Regions from separate parts of the Mus musculus genome. Here region 1 is linked to region 2. A link is a contact called in ENCODE POLR2A ChIA-PET data. All regions are on one chromosome and are shown on one strand. Each heading gives the region's core, a stretch centred on a gene start or an enhancer-like site at or near the end of the contact. The rest is flanking DNA. Distances are from core to core; before and after follow the strand shown. Region 1 holds the start of H2az2 (H2A.Z histone variant 2). Region 2 holds the start of Ccm2 (cerebral cavernous malformation 2).

Evidence for each region. ChIA-PET counts read pairs that join two places held with the same protein, here RNA polymerase II (POLR2A).
Region 1: POLR2A ChIA-PET joins it to region 2 with 12 read pairs in embryonic stem cell. The contact joins the promoter of H2az2 here to the promoter of Ccm2 in region 2. POLR2A ChIA-PET finds 5 or more read pairs at or near these places in 3 of 5 experiments (Patski and embryonic stem cell).

What each region holds. Positions count from the first base shown.
Region 1 is chr11:6,441,838-6,447,027 of GRCm38, reverse strand. It overlaps H2az2 (H2A.Z histone variant 2), which reads left to right and starts at 2,585. Exons shown (of 5, transcript NM_029938.1): 1 at 2,585-2,691. The coding sequence starts at 2,689. It also overlaps the pseudogene Gm11970.
Region 2 is chr11:6,544,686-6,549,582 of GRCm38, reverse strand. Ccm2 (cerebral cavernous malformation 2) reads right to left here and starts at 2,696. Exons shown (of 10, transcript NM_146014.3): 1 at 2,554-2,696. The coding sequence starts at 2,583. It also overlaps the pseudogene Gm24000.

The DNA of each region.
Region 1 (5,190 bases), core at 1,336-3,835, 100 kb after region 2:
TGTTTTATTAAAAGCAAAAATAGGCTTAGTGATATGAACAACTTCATTAAATCACATAACTAGTGAGTAAAGGAGTCTGGATCTGCTCAGGTCTTTCCATATGTGACACTACCTTGGTGATTTAAAACGTTTTCCCTTTGTCAACTGACATTTCTAGAACACTAGGCAAAGAATAACCTAAGAAGGAATTCTATACACTGGTGGAGACCCTGACAATATATAATGTGTTCTATAGGCACACAGAAGGGGACATTGACTGGGATGTCAATGAAAGATGTCCTGAAAACTGTCTGCAGTAAGCTCTTTCGTCTTTCCTGGAGACAGAGTCTCTATATATGTAACCCAGGCTGGTCTTGAACTTGTGACATTTGCTTCAGTCTTTTTTTTTTTTTTAATTTCTGAAAGCTTTTAATTTATTCCCTCCCAAAAGAACAACTGCAATCAAAGGGGTTGAAAGGTCAGGATTTTATTGCCTTCATAACAAAATCTGCTTAGAACTGGATCACTTGGCCCTTTCTCTTCTTGTCGCCTTCCAATTCAAAATGCTTGCATCTCTTAATAGCCAGCATCCTCTTAGATCTGCAGTTGGGCTCAACACACTCCAGTCTCAGCACAATCTTCTTTGTAGTTTTAGCCTTTTTGTGGAAAATAGGCTTAGTCTGCCCACCATAGTCACTCTGTTTCCTGTCATAACGCGGCTTTCCCTGGGCATAAAAGACTCCTTGCCCTTCTTGTACTGTGTCACCTTGTGGGGTAGTGCTTTGCACATTTCTTGCAGAATGTCCGGCAGGTCTTAGGCACGTTCACCATGTTCGCAGGAGAGCTAGCAGCTCGGAAAGAGCTCACTTCAGTCTTTAAGTGCTAAGATTACAGGTGTGTCCTACCGGATCTAGCTGTGTTTACTCTTAAAGGATGCTTAAGTGAGGCAAGGCAAGAGGACTGCTTTAAGAAAAGGCAAAAAGGTGTGCAAAGGGAGAGTGGAGTTTAAGGTGTTAGGGGGAAGTGATAAAAGACAAGGTGAGCAGGGGTCAGAAAATGTAGGGAATTCAATACTTAGAAGTATAATGGTTGGTACACTGGTAAGACCATTATCATTTGATTACAGTATTGCCTGGGGAACTGATTCCAAACTTGAACACAGGGTTCTGTTATCTGAACACATTATTCCATTCATTCCACTCACAGTTGTCCATATCTTCATATCTTTTTTTAAAAGATTATGTGTGTGTGTGTATACACTTGCTATACTCCAGACACACCAGAAGAGGGCAACAGACCCAATTACAGATGGTTGTGAGCCACCATGTTGTTGAGAATTGAACTCAGGACCTCTGGACAAGCAGTCAGTGAACCACTGAACCACCGCTCCAGCCCCATGTTTGTTTGTTTTTGAGAAAGGGTTTCTTTGTGTAGTCCTGGCTGTCTTGGAACTTGCTTTGTAGACCAGGCTGGCCTGGAACGCAAAAATCCACCTGCCTCTGCCTCCTGAGTGCTCGGATCAAAGACGTCACCCCACCCCACCCCACCCACTCCCCTCAAGTACTTGTCCATATATTTAAATGAATAATTCATTTAGAAGTTCATCCCTTCCTCGTTTAGCATTAAAATTATTTTTTCATAAAGACCTGCTCCAAGTTGCTTCTTCTGATGGAGGTTGATCTCAGAGCTATAGTCCCTGTCAAAAGAAACAATTCAAATTTTGAGACAGGTATTGTCTAGCTGGAGATAAATTTCTAAAACAATGGCTTGGAAAAATCCTACCACAAGAACGAAGTCTCAATACAACAACAAACAAACAACAACAAAAACCGTAGAAAACTATTTTGCTCACAACTAACTCCTACAACTGGTCTGTGCTTCCTAATGGGAAAAAAATTAAGCTTTGAAGCTGGAACCAGAACAAAGTCTAAGACTTCTGATGAAGGCTGTATGCAAATGACTACATTCACCTAAGTGCGTTTCTCTAGCTGAGAAATGGATGTGGCTCTCCCAAATCTCCCGGGCTCATTGATGATCACAAAAATAATAAAACCTTTTAAAGTTGTGTGAATGGGTTGGCGATAGCTAGAGAATTTAACTAGGTGCGGACTACGATATACACTTATTCCTAAATTTTCACAATAGCTTTTGCACAAAGGTAACTCTACTTTAGACATTTGACCCTGTGCTACCTAAACGTTCCCCTTAAACTTGTTGCAATTGAAGAAAAACAAAGCAAAGAAGTCCTGGCGGGCTCTGAAATGGGCGGGAAAGGCACAGCTGTGCCGAATCGCTCCAGTCTATTGGTTCACCGAGCTGTTGTTCCCAGCCTCCCGCCCCCGTGCGGCCGACAATGTTTTCATTGGCTTTCCTCCTCTCTCATTGGTTCATTCTTCTGTTCATCAGAAGTCCGCGCAAGGAGAGCGGCGGAGAGAGTGTCAATGTTTGGTCGGAGGGCCCACCTCCAAGGGCCGTGTGCAAAAAACAAACAGCGGTTAGGGAGGCGGCACCGGGAGGGCGGAGTTATGGCTAGAAGGAAGCGTACAATTGGCCGGCCGCCGAGGTTCAAACGAACAACGTGAGCGGCTATTGGTGGAGGCGGCGCGAGGCGGGCCCCGGGCATTGTCCCGCTCTGGCTGCGGCGGTCCGACTGCGAGAGCGGCGGCGGCGGCGGCGCGGGGCTGCAGTGGGCGTCGCGCGGCCGAGACCATGGTGAGTGCGGGGTCGCGCGTGGAGTGGGCGCGCAGAAGCCCCGGACGGCTGCTCCACCTGGGGGATCGGGAGTGGGCGGTGTCGCGCTTCGGAGCCGGAGTGCCCGCTGTTCCGGACTCCGCCGGGGGTTGGGGGGGCGCGCCGGACGCGGGAGGCAGAAGCAGGGGGGCGGGTGCTGCGCCGCACAGAGGAGGTCCGGCTGTAGCCCTGCGAGTTCTGAGGCTTCGGCTCAGGGTTACGTAATGCCCCCCGCTGAGGATCGGAGGAGTTCTGATCCTGCCCACCAGAACCGCTCGCCTCGTCAGCGGCTTGCCGGTTATTCTTTGGAATAGAAGTTTATTTACTTGGCTTCATCTTAAAGTATCTTTTCATTCTGTAGTTTAGATCTAGTTGAAAGTGACTTCTAAAGAAAGAAAGTGAGTAAAACTTTAGCCCCATTCTGAAATTGAGGGGAAAGTCCTAAAACCAATCGAGACCTATGTGTTTCACCAAGATTAAGGGGAGTGACGCTCTCTTTTTGGAATTATATTTCTGTCGGTATCCTGCTTGAAATATGCTTTCGCTGTTATAGAAATAGTAAGCCTTCCCAAGAAGGACTCTCTGCATGCACTTAGAGATTAGTTAAGGAAAAGCTCTTTATCTTTTCTTTGACGCTTGTCTGGCTGGGCTAAGACTCAAGCAAGAGCCTGCCTCCAACTGAAGAGCTTACTAATTTATGTACATTTTAGATGTGTGCATTCCACAGACTCTGTTATCCTGACATCTCTTTTGAGGTCCCAGGTTACACTTTGAACAATTTAAGCAGAGACAGGAGATTGCAAGTCTGACCGCTGAAGTGGATAGATTTATACATATTACTACATATGGCTAGGAGTATTTTTAAGTATGCCACTGTTCTTTTTCAAAGTTATTACCGAGGGTCATCATACCTACCTTGCAGAATTACAAGCTGGTTTATCTTTATCTGGGCCTAACTGCTGGTCATAGATCAGTTCTGTCTCCTTTGTCACGGGAATGAGTCTGATTGGGTGGCCCATCCTGGTGAACAGTTGTCTCCTAACATCCTAAGTTCCATGTTTTTAATTTGCAGGCCTGCTTAGCATACTGCTTATCTTCGAGGGGTTTGAGAGGCGGTCCACCTTTAGCTAAATTTCACTTGGGCCAATGTTTCCTGAGCAAATCTATTACTAAATCCATTGTAACATCAGTTTTATTACTTTGTGTTTCATCTACATTTTCACATGATAGGTACTTTATTTTTGGGTTTTTTTTTTTTTTCTTTTTCTTTCTTTCTTTTTTTTTTTTTTTCGGTTTTTGGTTTTTCGAGACAGGGTTTCTCTGTATATAGCCCTGGCTGTCCTGGAACTCACTTTGTAGACCAGGCTGGCCTCGAACTCAGAAATCTGCCTGCCTCTGCCTCCCAGGATTAAAGGTGTGCGCCACCACGCCCGGCTTGACAGGTACTTTCAACAGGTGCTTCTTGCTTAAAAGTTAAAAATCAACCCCAGGCTATCATTTCTCATACTGTAGATAATAATAGTTTGTCTCATTGTTGACCATGACATCTGAGGCATTTAATAGATCAACTATAAATAGATTGGCTAATGGAAAGTCTCCAAGTTTAGACTGTAAAATTCTCAGACTTTGAACTAGAAAACTTGTGTCATTTGTAGTTAGTTGTTCTGTGGTGATCATGAGGAAGTGCTCTGACAAGCAGCATAGGTTATTTCTTTGTAAATGAATTTGCTCAAACAGTTGATTTTTCATAGCCCTTGGTTTTTTTTCTTTCTCATAAATTCTAGTGATATGTTTTCAAGTATCCATTTAAAAGTACATAAGCATTAACGTAAAATGAAAAATCCTTCATGCATTGGTTGTCCTTGGTAAAGATGTTTTAACTTTAATCCCAGCACTTGGGAGGCAGAGGCAGGCGGATTTCTGAGTTTGAGGTCAGCCTGGTCTACAGAGTGAGTTCCAGGATAGCCAGGGCTACACAGAGAAATCCTGTCTCGAAAAACCAAAACAAAACAAAAGATGTTTTAAATTGATAAGTAAAAGTGTGTCTATTAGAGTAATAGGAAGTTTTTCAGGTTTTTAGGAGTGAAAATATAGTTCAGTGCCCTCCTTTTCCCGTGTATAAATTTTTTTTTTAACCGAGAAGCTTAGCCCAGTCTAACAGAATTACTAGGATAAGTAATTTTGTATTGTTTCACTTTTTAAAGTATGTATTTATTATGTATATACATGGGTGGGCTTATGGGAGTTAGAGGACAACTTGCCAAAGTCTGTTCTCATCCACACATGAGTCTCAGAGATCCAGCTGAGATGGTCAGGTTAGTGCCAATCACTTCTACAGGATGAGCCATCTCCATTTTCTGTTTCTATTTCTAAGTCATCAACTATTTTACATGTAAAGTTAAAAGAATTATGTATGGTTTGAGATGTTACATTAAGTAGCAATTTATTGTTTGTTTTTGTAAGGTTTGCTTTTGTTGGTGT
Region 2 (4,897 bases), core at 1,447-3,946:
AATGTTTAAAACAAGTACCTCTTGTTAACTGACCATTATGAAAACCACTTAAGAGGCTAGCGAGATGGCTCAGTGGGTAAGGGTACTGACTGCTCTTCTAAAGGTCCTGAATTCAAATCCCAGCAACCACATGGTGGCTTACAACCACCCACAATGAGATTTGACGCCCTCTTCTGGTGTATCTTAAGTTAGCTACAGTGAACTTATGTATAATAAATAAATCTTTAAAAAAAAAAAAGGGGGGGGGAGAAAAACACTTAAACTCCTAAGTTGGAGGAGATACTTCATATTAAACAGCACCTTAAGAAGTCAGGTATAGGGCTGGAAAGAGGGCTCAGCAGTTAAGAGTACTGATTGCTCTTCCTGAGTTCAATTCCCAGAAACCACACGGTGGCTCACAACCATGTGTAATGAAATCCGATGCCCTCTTCTAGTGTGTCTGAAGAGAGCAATGGTGTACTCATATACATAAAATAATAAATCTTTAAAAAGGGGGAGGGGGGCTGGCGAGATGGCTCTACTGGTAAGAGCACTGACTGTTCTTCTGAAGGTCCTGAGTTCAAATCCCAGAAACCACCCGTAATGAGATCTGGTGCCCTCTTCTGGTGGCGTCTGAAGACAGCTACAGTGTACTTATGTATTATAAATAAATTTTAATAAAATAAAAATAAAAAAGTCAGGTGTTGTAGCCCAGCGTTTAACCCAGTACTGAAAGGCAGGACCTCAGTGATTTCAAGGCCAGCCTGATCTAGACATCTGAGTTTCAGGACAGCCAGGGCTACATAACAGAGAAAGTGTATCTCAAAGACAAACATATTAGGAAGGTTCTGCAAGCTCCTTATAGGAAGATACCTGGTAAACTGTGTTCAGTCATGGCCTACATAGAAACTCAGGTCCCAAAGGTTGTCTCACTTGTTTACAGGGAACAAACTAAAGCAGGTGACAGAATGCCTACAACTGCTAGCATAGATCCCTACACACGCATTATCTCCTTTAACTGAGACACTGAAATTAACCACTGCCTTTTTCTGTACTTATTTTTTTTTCACTGCATATAACTGTAAGATTGTCTTGCTACAAGAGCTGGGCATGGTGGTGCACGCCTTTAATCCCAGCACTTGGGAGGCAGAGGCAAGTGGCTTTCTGAGTTCGAGGCCAGCCTGGTCTACAGAGTGAGTTCCAGGACAGCCAGGGATACACAGAGAAACCCTGTCTTGAAAAACAAAACAAAAAGAGATTGTCTTGCTACTGATCCAAAAGCTCAGGGGGAAGTCTTAATGCCTCTCTCTGCTCCTCAGCCTTCTACCCAAACTGGTATGATATACAAGACAACATAAACCGCCAGGCAATTTGTCCCAAACAAGAACGTGGGCCAGGTGTCTTACAGGGCACTTAGAGTGTGAGACAAATACAATGTCTCCAGGGATGTAGGCTACTGGCATTGCAAAGACCAGCTGGCACGGTTCAGCATCAGCCACACTTGGGCCAAGTCCTTCCTCAACAGCACCCTCTTTTCTAGCTAAGTCCTTTTACAATGCTCAAACCCCTTCTATACTTGTAGGCTGAATTGCTTTGTTGGGCCCATTTCCCAGCTTTAAACCATCTTTGGAGGTAACAAGTTGACAGGACATCTAAATAACAAGTGCAACTTTCTGTCTTCAAACAAAAGAAAGTGGGGGCAGCGCTGCTGGCCTGGATTCCCTGAAGGCCACCTGGCCACTCTATTTCAAGTAAGACTTTCTGAAAAATGGGACACCTCCTAAAACAAGGTGGTGAGTGGTGTGGCCAATTAAAGGCTACAAGGAGGCCGGGTGGTGCTGAGCTAGGACATCAAAGTCTGTTTTAAACTTGTCCACAACGTGCACACATTTATCAAATGAAAATGACAGGCAAACATGAAGATTGCAAAGCATTTATTTGAAAGGGATACATTTTATCAAAGCCCACTTTTCGCTTTAAAGGCAGTTTAAGCGGTTCATTCCCACATGGTCTTCCCAGGCTTCTTAAAATGTTCTTTATCAACTACTCAAGCCTGTAATTAAAGCCACATTTTTAAACTACAGAAACGAAGGAGCCTCTTGAACCATGTCCTAAATCTTACTGCCAAACATAACGTCACTAAAATCACTCAGTGGTATTAAATAGGAGCGACAGTCGACGAGAGAACCCGCCGAAAAGCTAAGTCCATCTTTGCTTTTACTGGACATCCAAAAACAAAGCCAAGTGGGCAGCAAAAGCCTCGCCGGTCACGGCACAGCCCAGTGGCCCAAGTTCCAGCCCAGGCCACCTTCTGGCCCCTCACTGGGCCCACTTCCTTTGTGGCCCCAGGCCGGCGCGCGGGGAAGGCGGGCCCCCTGACAGGCCGTCTGGAGCAGGCCGGGGGCGAGCGGCAAAGGGGACGCCCCCACCGGAAAGGCGCGGCACTTCCTCCGGGAGCCGCAGGCCCACCTGACCGCTGTCCCTGCCCGCTCAGCCGCCCGCCCGCCCGCCCACCCCGAGGGACCCCCACCCCACGCCCCGGCCCGGCGGCAGGACGCGCCGGTGAGCGCTCACCTTCTTGCCCTTCTTGCCCTCCTCCTCCATGTCGCCGCGTGCGGCCCCCGCGGCCCGCCCCGGGAGCCCCACTGCCAGCGGCCGCTACATGCTCGCTCTGGGCCCGCCACCCCCGCGCTCACCGCGCCGCCGGCCCGCCCGCAGTCTCCGCCCCGGCCGCGCCCCACCCGCACTTCCGGACCTAGGGAGCCCGCCCACTCCGGAGACCCCGCCCCCTCACGCCCCGCCCACTGCCTCGGCGCTCCCGCACTTCCGCCTAGAGGCACTCGCTGGGCCCAAGGAGGGCGATACCAAGAAGGGCGATTCCCTGTTTTTCCCAAAGCCCCTGAAGAGACCCAGGGTCACCCCGGGCCCCTCCATGCCTCCTCAGGGCGGGAGGAGCACACCTGCCTACCCCAGTCCTTCCCATCCCCTCTGGAAAGGCGCCCCAGTACCCCCCCCCCCATCCCTAGCTCTCCCGAACCCTTCAGGGCCGCGCGGGAGTGGCTCCAACTTTTCAATTCTGCCGCCATCTTTAGGGTGGCCGACTTCCCAGCCTGCCTCGCGATTAGGGAGGCGGGCCACATGCCCCTGGGAAGGGACAGAGTCAGTCTCCAATCCGGGTTCTGGGCGCGCTGCCACTTGGCATCCCTCTCTTTTTACTCTGAGCCACAAGGAAACCCTTTTCTAGTAACTTTCTATTCTGGCTGGGCGTGGCGGCGCACTCCTGTGTAATCATAGCACCTGGCTGCTAGAGACAGGAAAATGAGTTCAGGATCAACCGTTGGACCAGAGTCTCATAAAAGAATCCAAAAATGTACAATAGCTGCCAACAGCAACCTTCTAGGTAGTGTATGCAACCTGTTGTCTGTATGGGTTGTCCTAAAACATCTTGAAGATAGTATTCTGGCTGGGCAGTGGTGGCGCATGCCTTTAATCCCAGCATTTGGCAGGCGGATTTCTGAGTTTGAGGCCAGCCTGGTCTACAGAGTGAGTTCCAGGACTATACAAAGAAAACCTGTCTCGAAAAAAAAAAAAAAAAAAAAAAAAAAAAAGCATTCTGATGGATATTCACATTCCTGAGTTTATGGTGTTTCTAATCTAGGCTTCAGCCACCCACACACAAATGCAAAGGTGCTTTTGGGAAGCTGGAAGGTATAAGGAAATCAGGGTTCACAATGGCCAGGTCATCATATCCATGCTCTAAGGCTCAAGTTCAACTTCCTTCGCCTCCAGATCTACACCTCTAAGAAGAAATGTTTAATGAAAATAAAATTTAAAACATGATAGCTGAGAGGCAGTTCACAGGGTATGGCTGTGGGTTCCCTGGAAAGTTATGGACCCTATGGTCCACCCAAGCCTCTATGTTCACTAATCTCACACCCAAGCCAAAACTATGTGTAATGTGTGTGTGTAAAATTTTAAAGCTTTATTCTCTCCTACCCTTGGTACATCAGGAAGGTAAAAATTACAAGAGCACGGGCATTCGGGCCCTGCCAGAGTAAAGTTATAGATTTTTTAAAATTATTTTTATTTTATTTTCATTTGTGTTTTGCCTGCATATGCATCTATGTGAAGGTGTCAGAACTCCTGGAGCTGGAGTTACAGATGGTGGTAAGCTGCCATGTGGGTGATGGAAATCGAACCCAGGTCCTTTTGAAGAACAGCCAGCACTCTTAACCACTGAGCCATCTCTCCAGCACCTACATAGTTAACAGACATCATATATAGTTACCACATTCACAGAACAATTTCAGAGGATCAGGTGATTTTTCAAAAGCAAGTTGGCACCCCAACAGGTCTTTGTTTTGCTGTTATGCCAACCCACAGTATGGAATTTACTGATCCTAAACTAATACTAAACTGGGCCATGGTGGTGCATGCATTTAATCCCAGCACTTGGGAGGCAGAAGCAGGCAGATCTCTGAGTTGGAGACCAGCCTGGTCTACAGAGGGAAGTTCCAGAACAGCCAAGGATACACAAAGAAACTGTGTCTCAAAAGAAAAAATATGCTAAATGAAGCCAATACTTATTTTAAAATACTAAGTATCCTGCTAATTGTAGTTCTCTCAGGGCTACATGCAAATCTTTACAATAGGGAGCCATGCCCTCAAAGCAATATGACTCCTCCCTTCCAGTCCACAGTTCTGGGGAAGGCTCATGAATCCCTTCCTAGTCCATGATGGAATGTTGACTGGCTTGATCTTGTTCGGGTCTTTTTTTTTTTCTTTCTTTCTTTTCTTTTTTTTTTTTTTTTCGAGACAGGGTTTCTCTGTATAGCTCTGGCTATCCTGGAACTCACTTTGTAGACCAGGCTGGCCTCGATTGTTCAGGTCTTAAGCAAGCATCCACAAGCACTTTGAG